Linked DNA regions of Homo sapiens: region 2 is linked to region 1. Evidence: chromatin loops called from intact Hi-C (ENCODE). Cell type or tissue: heart right ventricle. All regions are shown on one strand. Each heading gives the region's core, and the rest is flanking DNA. Links, peaks and the distances in the headings are about the cores only. Region 1 overlaps PIK3C2G (phosphatidylinositol-4-phosphate 3-kinase catalytic subunit type 2 gamma). Region 2 overlaps PLEKHA5 (pleckstrin homology domain containing A5).

Region 1 (8,389 bases), core at 237-8,236:
TATCTTATTTGGGTCCAGGTTCAGGGAATACATTTGAGAGTTCCAAATTTAGGGGATGTAATGGTTTCAATGTGTTCCCTTTAAAAATTCATGAGCTGGAAATTTAATCCCCATTGCAACAGTATTGACAGGTGGGGGTCTAATGGAAGATGTTCAGGATCTATTCACTCATGAATGGGTTCATGCCCTTATAAAAAAGTCTCCCAAAAGTCAGTTTGCTTTTCTTCACTATTCTACAACATGAGGAACAACAGTCCTTTCCTCTGGAAGATGCAGTGTTCAAGGTGCAATCTCGGAAGCAGAGACTGGGCCCTTACCAGACACCAAACCTGCTAGCATCTTGATCTTGGATTTTTCAGCCTCCAGAACTTAGAGAAATAATTTCTGTTGTTTATTTCTCAGATATTCTGTTACTGCAGCACCAATGGATGAGGATAGGGAATGACTGAGCCATAAGATGAAAGGATTCTGGGTAAGTCCCATCAATGAGCTGATGACATTCAATTTTCTGTCACCATCCCAGATCTTTTCCCTGTCCTTCAGGCCTGTACCCTACTGCTTACTGTGTATTTTTAGTTGGAAGGAAACCAAACACTCATTTGCCTACATTTTATTATTGTCATGTTCTTTCCCATCCTAGAGGGATTTATTTTCTAACTCATTTAACTTGATGAAATGGGTGACTTAATTGTATTAGCATAATTGGTAGTTGCTTAATTGAACAGTGTTTTTGAGAAAACTGAGAAAGTCTTGGTTTTATGAAATAGGTGCTGAAAAATAAGTACAAAGTGAGTCTACTAAGTAGATTACTCAGTTATTGTTATCATAACTCATGGTTTAATAGTAAAACTAAAAGAGCACACTTAATGTTTTATTTTTATTTATTTATTTTTTTCGAGATGGAGTCTAGCTCTTTCACCCAGGCTGGAGTGCAATGGCGTGATCTCGGCTCACTGTAACCTCCGCCTCCTGGGTTCAAGTGATTCTCCTGCCTCAGCCTCCTGCCTCAGCCTCCCAAGTAGCTAGGATTACAGGCACCTGCCACCACGCCCAGCTAATTTTTGTATTTTTAGTAGAAATGGGGTTTCACCATGTTGGGCAGGCTGGTCTGAAACTCCTGATCTCATGACCTACCCTCCTCGGCCTCCCAAAGTACTGGGATCATAGGCATGAGCCACCACGCCGGGACACATTTAATGTTTTAAATATCAATTAGACACTATAAAAGAAAGATTCTGGAAACAATCTGCTATCTACTTCAAAGCTCCTTCAAGGATACAATTTTAGTGGGCTTATTGTATATACCTACTTATTAACATTTACAACTGACAGCACTTGTGAGTCATGCCAACAACTAGGGGCAACAATTTTGAGCTTTTAAATATCTCAATTTTCAATATGGTTTTCATTTCAGTTTTGCTCTTAAGTTAAAAAAAAAAAGTCACATCTTCAGTACTTGAATGAGTTCCTAATTGATAGAAAAAACAAACATTTCCTGAATTCTTCAAATTACCCTTTTTTGAAAGTAGATGTTGAATTAGAAAGAAATCTGAATTGGGCATGAGATATCATAAACGTATTTTAATTTCAATTCTTCAGTCAGCTTAGATGATTGTCATTGGAAAAATCACTTAACATGTTGAGATCCCTTTCTGGGATAGCAGATGATCCTTCAAGTCCCATTTGGCTTCAAAATACTGTAACTCTATGAATATCTGTTAGTGTATTCCTTTTGGATGCCAAATTCAAATATTATTAGAAGACAAGAATAATTTCTAAACAGAATGCCTTTTTGCCAACCATATTTTTTGTTGGCTAGAGCAAAGTCAGTCTGATTGAGAAACAATAAATAATTAAACACTATAATACTGCTTTTCAGGGACTTAACCCAAATCTCTAGTATAAACTATGACAGTGGGGGACTAACATTATTATAGGGAAACCAGATTACTATCTAAGGAAGCAGTGATGTAATTGGATGTGGTTATTATAATGAAAAATTGCTGGACAGTGGATTAGGAAGCTCAGTTCCCAAAGGCCTGGGTGGGTCCAAGTTTCAACATTTGAGTTCATTATGTATATACATAATGTTCATTTCCATAACTCTTCACTTTTTCTTAACAAAATAGAAGATTTTGAGGGAAAAATGATTTAAACCAGTGATACATTGATGCTGGAGCTCTTTTCTTGGCTTTTGACTTGATTTGTGGTAGAAGTTTGTATAAGATTCTATTTTCATAGATATTTATTAGCAGTAATAAGGCTTAAATGACACCAAATTTATTTAAAGATTGTATGGTATTTTAAAAATCTTTTTATTAAAGGAACTACATAAAATCTCTATTGCATAAAATAGAAACAAAACAGACAAAAACAACTGTTCCTGTATTATGCCTTCACTGGAAAACTATGCTAATGGATTTTACAGATTATTGTGTACAAAGGAAACCTTGTTACCACTATCTGCCTCTTTTCCTTCAGGTTGGTTGGGATAGAGAACAGTTGCTTTTGGTTTAAGCAAGTTGCTGAAGGTAGGGATTCTATCCTGTGTATACATTTCTGAGGACAACAAAGTGGAAAGATGATTACAGCAGATCAATATTAAAAGTCAGTGAGACATATCTTTCCCTAACAAAAGATGAAGCAATAATTCATCATTTATTACATTGTAAAGGTAAAAAAATAAATTAGTTGCAAAATAATGATTCTCAAAGGTAAAGGGCTGAGGCTTTAAAGCCCCCTATGGATTCTGTATCATGTGTGCTGTATTGCTCTGCAAGACCTCCCTGAAGTACAGCTCTTTCCCCTTGCTTCAGGGAGTGTTCCAGACATCAAAACAAAAAGAGAGAGCATTTACCTCCTTTGTGTATTCATTTGTAAGCCTTTATCAGTATTTAAAACTGACAGAATGGGAGCACACAGACTTTTTTACTCACTGGATGTCTGGCCTTGCCTCTCTGCTTTTATTTGGAAAAGGTCATAGGCAAAACTGTAAAGTGGACAAAATTTGTTGAGTTCCCTCTCTCTACTCTGTCCCTGCCACGTGGCCAGTGGGCTCTTTCCTCCTGCCTGGATGCTAATGTTAGCCCCTGAGCTTCTTTAAGGCAAGGATCATCCTTTGTTTTATTGTTAATCATTCAACAGTGTCCATCATCTCTATGTTTGTCACATTAATGAAAAAATGATAAACTAATTCCCATAATCATTAGGTTCAGAATATATATATTTTCATATTAGAAGAGAACTGCTGGAAGAGAGCAATACTTAACCTCAAGGAGTGACTTGCAAATGAGAGAATTTCAGGCATTAGGGGATACGTATTGTGGAGAGGCGGGTGAGAGAGACAACTGTGACTTTGAATCTCATGATGCCAAATTTCCACATCTTTTTGCTTTATTTAAAGTCATCTGTGACTTGAGAACTTGCCCCCAAAATTTTAGATAAAAGAGTTGAGGGAAGATTATTTAAAAAAAAAATGGACAGATTTTTGGATCATCTCAGTTTTATGGATAGCATATTAAAGTCACAGGATATGGTCATTTAATACCCTGTACCAGAGACAACATTGGCTTAATTCATTTCGTGGTTTTCTCAACTGGTACAGAAGATGCTGCTCCATCAACTTGTTCTTAGGCCCTAACTCCTGTCTTGGTTTGTCCTGGACTTCTGCTCACATTCTCCCTCTTCTCCAGTTTTGGTTTCACTAGTGATATCCATTGCCTCGTTTCTGATCAGGTCAATCTCCTGGAATTGCTTTAGCCAGGCCAGCTCTTAGTTGACCTCTGAAGCAGCTCTCCTCCACCCCCTATCGACATAAGTCTGCATGTGCACAGCTGAGTCCAGGAAACTTAATCCTATTCATACATTGAATAGTAAATTATTGAATGTCTATAAAGTGCCAAGTACTGTTCTAGGTACTTGTGATATATCAGTGAATAAAGCAGAAAAAAGATCCTTACATTGATAGAGCTTGCAAATGGGAGCCTCACTTCAGGTTATCCCCATACTTTGAAAGGAACATTTTGAAGAGATTTTTGCATTAGGTGCCTTAAGTGACACCTTATAAAAGGAGCTGTGTTATAATATGGTTTCCTACCAGACAGTTTTTCATTCCAATTGGTTCTCTCTTGGAGTTTGTTCAATCAGACTTGGTAGGAGGAGTGGGAAAGACTGCAATACTGTTGTTCTACCTACGATGTATCCCATAGCATACTGATGCTCCAGTTTCTAAAAACACATATTTAAATTTTTATCTTCCATAAGAAATACTTATTGTAGGTCAGGTTCTCTAGAACAGGACATGAGGCAGAATTTCACTGTTTGTGATTTACTGAAGAAGTGCTCTTCAGGAAAAATCTTATGAGGGAGTAAGAGCAGAATTATAGGGAAGGGAAAGGAATTAACAAGGATGAGATCTCGGGTCAAGTCTAACCTTGATCTGATTTATGGGGAGGCTCTGGAATGTAAATTATATCTTAGAGATTTTCCCACTTCGTAGGCCAGGGGGCTGTGGAATCAGAGGCTAATTCTCCAGAGAAGGGGCCGTATTTTGTTAGCAGTCACTGCAGCAGATGGGAGTGGGTGCAGCAGCCAGGTAGAGGCGCACAGCAGTGCCTTTGACAGTGCCCAATTTCATATTCCCTGAGTACCATGGAATTTCCAGTACTGTGTGTGAAAATATTGATGGCCTTACAGACATTTCTGTGGATTCATAATTTTTAAAACATTTTTTGAGTATCTACTGAGTTTCAGATACTGTGCTGGATTGGTACATGGAAGAGTGTGACATGATTGCTGTCTTGAGCTACTCTGTGGACTAAGAGGGGGAAGGGACAGGGCAGCAGTGGTGTCAAGGGAGTGTGATATGATGTCTGGCAGAGTCATGAACAGTATGCTGTTTGACATGATGTGGAAGCAATACTCAATCCCAGATGGTGGCTGGGAGAGGGTCAGGGAAAGCTTCCTGATGATGTGACATCCTAGGCAATTGACTCAGAGCCTTCATAAAGTCTGTTATATTATTTTCCTGTGGCTGCCGTAACAAGTTAACACAAACTAGTGATAACAGAAATGTATTCTCACAGTTCTGGAGGCCAGAAGTCCAAAATCAGGGTGTAAGCAGGGCTGTGCTCTCTCCCAAGGCTCCGGGGAGAACCTTCCTTGCCTCTTCCAGCTTATGGTAGCTCTAGGCATTCCTTGGCTTGAGGCTGCAATCAATGCCTCCCTTTTCATGACCTTCTCTCTGTGTGTGTCTTCTCCTCTTCTGCCTCTCTTTAGGTCACTTGGCATTGGATTCAGGGCTCACCCTGATAATCCAGGGGGAACTAATCTCAAGATCTTTAATTAAATTCTATCGTCAAAGACCCTTTTTCTCCATAAGGTCACATTCACAAATCACAGGTTTCTGAGGTTAGGCTGTGGACATATCTTCTTTGGGGCCACCACTCAACTCAATACTTGACTAGTGGTTAAAGTGTTTCCTATTCCAAATGGAAAGGGGCACTACATTTAAGCTTTTGTAATTAATTGTTACATAATGGGGGAGGGGCCTCCTGGGCATAAGCTCCAAATGTTATGGTTCCCATTTATAGCCACCTTTTAGGATGCAAACTGTGAGGTAAAGCTTTTAAATTCAAACACAAAGCTTCTAGTTAACTCACTTGCCTTGGAAAATAGGGGCTATTCATCCTACATTCACTCTTCCAGTGGAAGAGACTCACGTGAGCCTAAGTCAATTTCACCTCTCAGAAAGGCTACCCACAGTGATGCCAAGTAGTCAAGATGGTTTTCATTCCAATCTTACTTATTCATAGCTCAGTATCTGGTGAGGCAACTTTCTGATCACTGATAGTGACAGGTGGAAGTTGTGGAGCAGGGAGCGCTGTTGAGGATATATAGAGTTATAGGGCTTGGTGAATAATTGGTCATGTTAGTGAGAAACAAGGAAGACCTCAAGACCTGTGTGAGCAAGACAGGATATTTAGTTCAGTTTTGAATATGGTGAATCTGAGGAAGCAGTAATTCATCCACGTGAAAAAAAATCTCATAAACTCATGACTGATGGGTTTCTAGTTTTTTTTTTTTTTAAATAAGACTTTTTTTTAAGGAAAGATATTTTGAGTATTTTTTTTTCATGAATCGTGAGATGGGAGCTGCATCTTTAAAGTTTTAACACAAACATTTTGCACAGAAGCAGTCACTCCCTAAATATGATGCTTGGCTTGAGCTATATTTTTTAACTCTGATATATTTTAAATATAATTAATATTATTTTATGCTTAGTGCATGTTGCCTGATTCTTAATTTTTATTTGTTTTAAGGGGATGTAGGCACTTTTGAATCTCCCCCCTTAGAGGATCAGGAACAATAACTAATAGGTCATAGGCTTAATACCTGGGTGATGAAATAATCTGCACAATAAATCCCCATGACACATGTTTACCTATGTAACAAACCTACACGTGTGACCCTGGACTTAAAAGTTAAAGAAAACTCCTTCCTGTTTTATTTCTCTTTTTTCATATTCTTACAAACAAAGCTCTCAAAACAAACAGTCCATTTATAATTTATATTCTTTTCTATTCCTTCTTAGTTTCTCCTTGAATCACTGAAAGGAAAAATGGGCTTGATTTTTTTTTTCGAAAGGATGAGAATTATACACAAAAAAGCTTCCCTTCCAACCTTTTTGGAAACAGTGACGTAATTGTGTTTACATGAATTTGCAAGTATGACATTGATTTACCACTTTGTGTGCACCCATTGTTGCCTTTCAAATGACTCCACTTTTCATACAACTTTAGCAAATGAAGAACTTACTGAGGTGGTCCAAGTATTTTAACAATCGTTAGTCAATTAGAATAAGTCTTTAATATTTTATTATATTTTTAATATACTTTTAAAACTTTTTTTTTTTTTTTTTTTAATGGAGTCTCGCTGTTGTCAGCCCAGGCTGGAGTGCAATGGCGCGATCTCGGCTCACTGCAACCTCCCGGGTTCCAGCAATTCTCCTGCCTCAGCCTCCTGAGTAGCTGAGATTACAGGCGCCCGCCACCAGGCCCGGCTAATTTTTGTATTTTTAGTAGAAATGGGGGTTTCACCGTGTTGGCCTGGCTGATCTCGGACTCCTGACCTCAGGTGATCCACCAGCCTTGGCCTCCCAAAGTGCTGGGATTACAGACGTGAGCCACCACGCCCGCCTAAAACATTGTCTTTTATATATTTTATACTTTATATATTTTTATATTTTTGTTCAAATATTAAAATAAAAATTGTTATCTGGCTATGTTACTTTTTTAATATGTGTGCATTTTAATAATGCATGCAAAAAACAGTAAAGTTTTAAGGGAATTAAACATTGAGTTTAATGGAGTCTTACATTTAATATGACAGCAGAACACCACAAAGTGTATCCACTTAACTTTCCTTTGCCCCAAAGTAGCTTTCTGAAAAACTGAAGAAAATAAGACTTCATTCAGAGCTTTAATAAGAGTCTATTCATGGAAGGGCCTCATGCCAGTCAATGTATCTTATGTTTTATTATAATAACATGCTAGAGGAATTGTTCTGCTTTTTAAATTAGGCATTTAAAATGAAAATAAGCATCAAATCAAACAGTCTCCGACCAAGTTCCTGTGTATCTTCTTTGCTACATCTTCTTGAGTGATTTTCATGAGAAGAGTGATCTCATTATGAGTAACATTTCTTGAAGCAGAAAAATATGACACTCCAAAATGATATTGACTTGCTGTTTTCCTGTTATTTAGTGGTCTTAACTATCAATCAAAGCAACTAAATGATGCCTGTCATACATTCAGGAGAGTAAAACATAGATCTAATTTTATCCTTAGGTCATTGAAACTTATAATTGTTAAAACTTTGTCCTATGAAATTAAAATTGAATCAACAAGGTTAACAATACAAAGGAAAGTAGGAAGAACAGTATGCAAAGAATATTATGTTCAATAGAATCAAGTGTAGGTGATAATAGGATAAATCGTTTTTTGAAAACAGGATTGGAACCAAAATTTGTTTTTAATAAGTGAGTTTTTAACATTAGAAGGATTTTATTCTTAACTCTCAATTATATAATCACAAAAAAAAATCAATGTTTCAGGAAAACACACTTAATCCTAACATAAAATTCATGTCACTTATCACAAAGTTAGATAGTCAAGTGTATAAAGGAGAAACAAAACAGAAATAGTAATTTTAAACCACATGAGACATCGCAAAGAATTTTTTTTGTTAATAAACAACCCATAAATACTTTTACATACTACATTTCAAAAATGATGCATCTATGAATAATATGATAAAGGTCATAGTGTTGAAGACTTTAAATTCAAGGTCATCATGTTGAAGACTTGAAATTAAATTCAAGGTTGTAGTG
Region 2 (8,389 bases), core at 345-8,344, 860 kb before region 1:
TGTATTCAATGAAAGAAATTATGTCTAATAACAAAAAATTCCCAACAAATTAAAATTAAATATTAATAGAACATTTTATAAAAACTGAGTCACTCCTTGTTAAATGCCACTTTCTTTTTTTTTGAGATAGAGTCTCGCTCTGTTACCCAAGCTGGAGTGCAGTGGTGTGATCTTGGTTCACTGCAACCTCTGCCTCCAGGGCTCAAGTGATTCTCCTGCCTCAGCCTCCCAAGTAGCAGGGATTACAGGTGCACACCACCATGCTCGGCTAGTTTTTGTATTTTTAGTAGAGACGGTGTTTCGCCACGTTGGCTGGGCTGGTCTCAAATTCCTGACCTTAGGTGATCCACCTGCCTCAGCCTCCCAAAGTGCTGGGATTACAGGCGGGAGCCACCACACCCGGCCCATTGCCATTTTCACTTTTGAACATTCACCTCAACCAGGCACACCTGGTGCCACCACTGAGGTAATGCTAGGAATGTGAGCCTCCTATAAAACTGGCTCTACACACGTTGGCAAAGACCAAACATTGGAAGTACACAGCAAACAGGGAATAAGGACAGGCAACTGCAAATCACCTCCACTACACACTTCACCCATCTTCCTTCCTCCCTTACTCCCTCCCTCTCTCTCTTTCTCTGTTTCTTTATTTTTAAGACAGAGTCTTGCGCTGTAGCCCAGGCTGGAGTGCAGTGGTGCATGATCTCGGCTCACTGCAACCTCCACCTCCCGGGTTCAAGCAATTCTCATGCCTCAGCCTCCCAAGCTGCTGGGATTACAGACGTTCACTGTGACGCCCGGCTCATTTTTGTATTTTTAGTAGAGGCAGGGTTTCTCCATGTTGGCCAGCCTCGTCTCGAACTCCTGGCCTCCAGTGAGCCGCCTGCCTCAGCCTCCCAAAGTGCTGGGATTACAGGCATGAGCCATTGCATCCAGCCAACTTCACCCACCTTTAAACTCCCCTTTAGGAATACAGAGCACACTACATTCACCCTCCTTCTTGCCTTCCAACAAGACAATTCACAGCTTGGTGTCTGTTCCTTTAATTAGGTCAGCTCCAAGCTGAGATAAGCCTCAAGGAGTAGGTGTTTTAATGGGATAAGAAGAACGAAGTCTAGAGAATTTAGGCCCTCAATTTCAGGTGACCCAGCATTTGTATCCCTCTTTACCTCCACACCTGTCCTTTCTCCCTGTTTATTATGGAATTCCTGAATCCACCTGGTCAGAGATTTCATATTCTATCACTTGTAAAAGTCATGTTATTAATTCAACGTGACTGAAATAGCTGAGAAGCCTGAAAAACTGTATTATATTTAAGAAGTTCTATTAAGTATTAAAAGTAAGAAAATCTCTATGAATCCCACCTGATGATCCAAATATATGGTGTTCCTTTGGAGATGATGTGAAAGAATTTCATTCTAGTAGGCACCAATTAAGAAAAAAGGGACAGAGAAAGAGGATGTGGAATTCAAGAAAAGGTCAATTTTGGAATAAGAAAAACAGGTAATTTACTACAACCTATTATATCACAGTACACGACAACTTTCACGCACATGCTCCCCTGTAAATGGTACCGCTGACATATTAAATTACAAAATTATATTTTGTTTTGTAAGAAATTACGTAGACATGCATATGAACAATGAACTATTAAGCAGAAAAATTCCTTAAAATAGCTTTAGCAAACTGACTGTTAGAACTTTTACATGTCAATTATTTCCTCTAATATAGTACTACTTCTTTAAATAAGATCTTTCTTATATAACCAGAGCTATAAACCCTTTGAGAAACGGTTATGTGTTCGTTCTTTTCATTAAAAATAAGACATTTTAAAATTAATTTTTAACATTTAAAAGGCAGTATTATTAAAGCTATAATGAATTTTTAATTTATTGTTTTATTGGAAATTATAGGACTTCTCAATATTTGTTTTACCAGATATGGAAGTCACAGTATTCAGTGAGTAACAACATGAAGTTAATGCGTACATGAAGTATTGTACGCATTGCCTTCCTCAAAACCAAAAGCCAGTGGGTGAGCGGGTGGGGTAGAAGGCTAAGAAGAAATGCACCCTACCTGTATTTTCTTTCAGTAATGTATAAATAAGTTGAATTCTCAAAGGGTTAATAGGAGATTCTAATGTTGTCACTATAATGATGGTATGGGCTCATGCTCAACACTAATGATGCTGATCATATTGACTGATGAGTGTTTCAAAATAAGAGATGATGGCAGACGACACAGACAAATCTCTCCATAGCTGACCTTTGGGCTGTGGGCCTCAAGCTTTAGCTGCATGAGCTGTGCTAACGTATGCTCCCGGATACTACTCAGTTCGGCTTGCTGCCGTCTCAGCTTTATTAGCAGCAGCGTAAGCTCCTCTGGCTGAAGGAGTACAATTTAAGAATCCAAACAGTGGAAAACAGATTAATTGTTGTCTTAAGTGACAGATATTAAACCAAGATTTCTTGGCAAGTTTCCTCTTATGGTTGACATCAAACATAGTGCCTAGGCACTATGATGATAGGTCCTACATAAATGCATAGATATCTAGAGAAATAGAAGGAACAGTGTTACTTTAAAAGATACAGCAAAACAACAGTAAATTAAGGCATTTTCTCAGAACTCATGAGAACATTTAAATGTTAAGTACAAAAAAGCACAATGCCAAAAAAACATTATAAAGGTTTGTACATAAGTGCTACTAAAAAATTATTAAAAGATATTTTACTAAGATATCTAAAAAAATTACACCTTTTCCCAGCAATAGTACAAATACCTGCATGTCCAACTTTCTAACAGAACTACATAAAATAATTAAAATAAATGTAGTCCGGGCACAGTGGCTCACGCCTGTAATCCCAGCACTTTGGGAGGCTGAGGGAGGCGGATCACAAGGTCAGAAGTTCGAGACCAGCCTGAGCCCTGCCTCTACTAAAGATTAAAGAAAAATTAGCCAGGCATGGTGGCACGCAACTGTAATCCCAGCTACTCGGGAGGCTGAGGCAGGAGAATCGCTTGAATCCAGGAGGTGGAGTTTGCAGTGAGCCGAGATCACGCCATTGCATTCCAACCTGGGCGACACGGCGAGACTCCATCTCAAAATAAATAAATAAAAAAATAAATAAAAATAAAATAAAATAAAATAAAACTTGGATATCTTCACATTATTAAATTTGGGATCTGGGTTCTATTAATTGCTTCCCAGTTATACTCTGAAATGTCACTGTTAGTGCTTTCATATAGCATTTTTTATGACCAAAAGATCAGTTTTATTTTTTAAGAAAAAGAGAGTTTCCATGGGCACATAAACCCTCCTTCTTCACTCTGGGAAAAGAAGAGAACCTTTTTTTGGTTCCTGATTGGTGACTGTGATCCAAAGGAAAATAAATTTTCAACAGTGGATGAAATTCCTTAATGGGCCAATTTAATATACTTTTCTTAGAAATACAGTAAAGTATGATCATTGGCATTCTTATAGCCCATAAAATATTACTTGGTATTTCTCTGAGCTTTGTTATGATTAACAACTGAAAGCAGGCTACAGGCTTTCCTCACTGGAGTGCTGCAATGTACTCTTAAAAATTCCAGGCTAAAAAGTATTCCCAAGATTGGTTTGTTTTGCCTACACGACAGCATTGCATTAACTCTCTTCCGTTCTGTTTATTTGCTATTGCTCTTTATTTTCTGACAATTCTTTTCAAAAACAGAAATCATTTTTAACCATTATCCAAAATCATATTAAAAATTATTGCCTTCAGAAGAAAAAGTGTTAGCAGAAGTTACTATTGGATTCCTTAGATAAAACTGGGTATCCACAGGTGAGACAACAGTTTTTTACTGTATATTAAATGGTCAAAGAATATTTGGTGTATGAGATTTAAATAAACCATGTAAGAGAAAAAGAACAGTTGCTTTTGCTCTGATGCCAATCCTATCTCGTGACCTCATGATGCTAGGATAGTCCTTGTTTTATGATCATCATCTCCAACACTTGAGGTCTTGCCAGGGAGAAGGTAAGATGGGCAAAGGGATTTAGATATTCTAAGAACCCAGAGTGATACCGCAAGGAATACTGAAACTCTGGTTTATTATTTATGGAGCTAAACAGACTAAGAGATTTTCAAAAGGATGAAAGATACCAATAACTTTATTTAGATTTTGAGGCCAAATAAAGAGGCACATTTGACCAAAGAAAGTAGGTGGTGGTAAATAAATTTTGGCTAAATATCCACTAGAGGGAGCAAGGCAGAAGAGAAACATTTGTGGTATGCTATTTAGCATTTACTCTATGATTAATGACTATTTGTCAGGCCAACAATCTAATGTTTTAAGATTCCCACATTTAAAAGTCCTTAGTCTTAATCAAATAATCTTTGGCAAATAAACTGCAGGAAGCTTAAAGCAAGGAAATATTTCATTTTATCTAAATGTGTAAAAGATAAAATAAAACAATGTTTTTACAAAACACATAAGATGAATTTGATTACTGCAGGAAGAGAATTTTAAATAATGAACAACTATACACACAGGTGCTAAAATCACATCTTTACAGAAACTGAGGTTATCTACTGACAATAAAGCCAGTGCCCCTGATAAAAGAATACCATTAAAATAAACTGAAGTGAGGAAAAGTCATCTTTTCTCTTTAACTAGAAGAAGTGTCCTGCTAATGTAACTCCTTTCCAATTAACATAACACTGACAATGAAATGGTAATGGTAAATACTTGCTTTGATCGAACGCTTGTTACAGTCTTTTTCTGCTGATATGTAAATCAGTTTATTTTACAAACAGCTCTAAAGAAGTTAATCTAAAAATTCACACGAAAAACTTAATACGCTGGTAGTTTGACTACAAATAACTGCTTGCTGGATTTGTTCACTAATGAATTACTGCAACTTCTGTTTTAAGGATAAGGGAATGAAAGTAAAGAAACCCACCTAGTTCATACAATAAAGTTTCTTTTTTTTTTTTTTTTTTTTGAGACAGAGTCTTGCTCTGTTGCCCAGGCTGGAGTGCAATGGCAGGATCTCGGCTCACTGCAAACTCCACCTCCTGGGTTCAAGTGATTCTCCTGCCTCAGCCTCCCAAGTAGCTGGGATTACAGGCACGCACCACCATGCCCGGCTAATTTTGTATTTTTAGTAGAGATGGGGTTTCAACATGTTGGCCAGGCTGGTCTTGAACTCCTGACCTCAAGCGATCCGCCTGCCTTGGCCTCCCAAAGTGCTGGGATTACAGGCATGAGCCACCGTGCCCGGCCATAAAGTTTCAAAATATAATCTTTTATTTGGCCAGTCAGACACTTAGGAAAAGGTATCCACTAAAACACTGAAATGGCTACATGATTTCAAATTCTGATGAGCATCTCTTGCACAAAAGCAGTAATGTTTTTTCTTTGGGAGAACCTCTGAAAATTCAAACTTAAAAATTATGTTAGATATGTACCTTCCTGTGCAGCACATAAATAAAACATGGTATGGTAAATAAAGATATTACTCACCGTTTTCCCTTGGAGGCTCTGGGGACTAACAGACTGTAAAGTCAGGCCAGCTGGCACTGACCTTCTGTCAGGCACATAGACATGCTAGGAAAGTAAAGGCACAATGTAATTCTGTGGTAAAGTTTTTTTTTTCTTATCAATGTCAGCAAGGAGAAATCTTAAATTCCTATTATGAAATACCATTTAAAATTGCTATTAGTGCTTATGAAAGATGATAGAGACTAACATTTCTTGACATAAAATACTGATGTGGGGCTGGGTGCGGTGGCTCACGCCTGTAATCCCAACACTTTGAAAGGCCAGGGTGGACAGATCACTTGAGGTCAGGAGTTCGAGACCAGCCTAGCCAACATGGTGAAACCCTGTCCTTTCTCTACTAAAAGTATAAAAAATTAGCCAGGTGTGGTGGCGTGGGCCTGTAATCCTAGCTACTCGGAAGGCTGACGTGGGACAAGTGCTTGACCCCGGGAGGCAGAGGTTGCAGTGAGCCGAGATAGCACCACTGCACTCCAGCCTGGGCAACAGAGCGAGGCTCCATCTAAAAAAATAATGATGTGGATGAGCAGAGTAATTCTTTTTTTTTTTGTTTTTTGAAGCAGAGTCTCACTCTGTTGCCCAGCCTGGAGTGTATGGCAAGATCTCAGCTCACTGCAACCTCCACCTCCTGGGTTCAAGAGATCCTCCTACCGCAGCCTCTCAAGTAGCTGGGATTACAGGCGCATGCCACCACGTCTGACTAATTTTTGTATTTTTAGTAGAGACGGGGTTTCACCATGTTGGCCAGGCTGGTCTCGAACTCCTGGCCTCAAGCAATCCACCTACCTCGGCCTCCCAAAGTGCTAGGATTACAGGCTTGAGCCACTTGCCCGGCCTGAACAGAGTAATTCTAAAATCTGGTTTAGAGGTTCTCAAAAACTCTTTGACCTCAGGATCCCTTTATATTCTTAAAAAGAAAATTTAGTGGCAAGAGTGGCATTGTTTTACAGTTTTGCAAATCTTTAATGTCTGGCTGGATTCTTGTATCTGTTTCTGTATTTAATCTGTTGTGATAATCTCTTTTAGTGGAAGTATGTGAAGAAAATCTACCCTCAATATATATAGTTGGAAAAAAGGAGAGAATTTTAATAGTTTTTCTTGATAATTATAGATGTTCATCTTTGACACTGCGCTATAGCTCAAAAAACTGATATTTTTTAAAGGTTAGTTACAAAGTGATATCTGAAACCTTATCAATGAACTTTTGATACTCTGTTACATTAATATCCACTTGGTCTATTTGTACTTTAAATGAATCTTGTGACATCAAACACTGGTCATCTGGAAAATATTGGTTCAGTGAGTTATGCAATGTTCTAAATATTGACATATGTCAGTATACAATATAAAAACATCACAACTGTTAATATCACCGCCAATCTTTAAGCACCGGAAAGCTGTCAAGTTCAGGGTGGCAGATACATGATTTTCAAAATTCTATTTTTTGCTTGAAAACTCAAACGTTGTTATCAGTAACAAATACTGTCAGTTGTTTTCCTTGAAGTGACAGGATAGCATTCACTTTGAGAAAGTGTGTCTATCAAATACCACGTCTGAATATTGACAGTTGTCTTTTGTTCAAGTAAAAATATGTTTCACAATAAAAGGAACTAATTCAGCTTGCAACTCCATCATGTGTTTTACTGTGAGACAACGGTTAGCACTTTGGTATGCCATAGAAATGCTTTATGCATTTACCATTTCATCACAAGTAATAGTAAAAGAATATGTAACAAAATGTTAAGGTTCAATAAAATTATTTTCTACTGTTTCATGAATGAGATTTATAAGTGAACCTGATACTTTATTTTTTACTTCAAGTGTGTGGCAGGGAGGGCTACAATGACCACTAGCATAGTCTGGATCCACTGCCTTGATTTATGCTAAGGTGCCAGAAATTTTACTCACCATCGCTTCTGCACTACTAGAGCAAATAGGAACACAATGAATAATGCCTTATTATGATCATAAAAATAGTTTTGACTCCCTGAAACGGTCATGGGAGGGAACCCCCACAGGGGTCCATGAACTACACTTTAAGAACCACTGATCTAGATCAAGGAAGAGGATAGGATAGTTTGAAAGAAAAATTTGGCAATTTTGGAGAAGTCTTTTGGGAGTAGCAGTAGCAGACAGTTGAGAATTGGATAGAGAATATAGATTCATCTCATATTTGCTGTCGAAACAGATGATATATTCTGGCCAAGAACATGAAAAATACTATTAACCATGAGAGCATGTAATTTAGAGCCAATTGTTAGACCATACACATTAAGTTGTATTAGATCAGATTTTTCTTATATATTGTTACTATTTTTATCAATCATGATTTAGTCTTTGGAAAAAGTGAGGAAACACTGAACTTTGTTACGATGGAGTTCAAAGTGAGCCTTTTGTTGTGAGGCAAATTAAAACTTTCTTCAAAGGAAAATTCCTGATTAATCTATTAATCTTAACAAATGCTTATTTATGGAAATATCAAGCAAATGCTTAGGTAATAACGCAGCTGAAGAAATCAGCTTGTCACAAGGATAAGAAAAGAGCATTTTAAAACAGTATAAAGCAATAACTTATTATTACTATTTTTTGAGTCAGAGTCCTGCTCTGTCTCCCAGGCTTGGGTGCAGTGGTGCAATCACAGCTTACTACAGCCTCAACCTTCCATGTTCAAGTGATCCTATGGCCTTGGCTCCCCAAAGTGTTGGGAATACAGGTGTGAGCCACTATGTCCGGTCAAAGAACTCTTCAGTATGAAAAAAAAAGCACTTTAGGATAGACATTAGGGAACTGGTTGTGTACTAGCTGACTAATCAAAGCCACTGCTTTAGCATTATGAAAAGCTGATTGA

Evidence for each region. Hi-C counts contacts between places; a loop is a spot of excess contacts. Peaks named below come from ENCODE experiments on the same cell type or tissue, not always from the same donor. Only the 100,000 strongest peaks of a DNase experiment are listed, where the experiment ranks them.
Region 2: it touches region 1 in a loop (3-fold over the local background); 15 of 110 quality-filtered maps call a loop at or near these places.

What each region holds. Positions count from the first base shown.
Region 1 is chr12:18,426,033-18,434,421 of GRCh38, reverse strand. The region is part of intron 18 of PIK3C2G (phosphatidylinositol-4-phosphate 3-kinase catalytic subunit type 2 gamma); the gene reads right to left. LOC124902891 (a long non-coding RNA gene) reads left to right here. Exons shown (of 3, transcript XR_007063234.1): 2 at 403-472. Among named protein-coding and RNA genes, the nearest start is that of PIK3C2G, 170 kb to the right of the region's middle. In heart right ventricle, for the core only: CTCF peaks have their summits at 3,612 and 3,812; a DNase peak (open chromatin) is centred at 3,771; H3K27ac peaks cover 903 bases.
Region 2 is chr12:19,284,673-19,293,061 of GRCh38, reverse strand. PLEKHA5 (pleckstrin homology domain containing A5) reads right to left here. Exons shown (of 32, transcript NM_001256470.2): 13 at 5,506-5,589; 14 at 2,266-2,385; 15 at 1,365-1,418. Among named protein-coding and RNA genes, the nearest start is that of AEBP2, 150 kb to the left of the region's middle. In heart right ventricle, for the core only: CTCF peaks have their summits at 4,024 and 4,232 (motif pointing right); no DNase peak of the experiment used is centred there.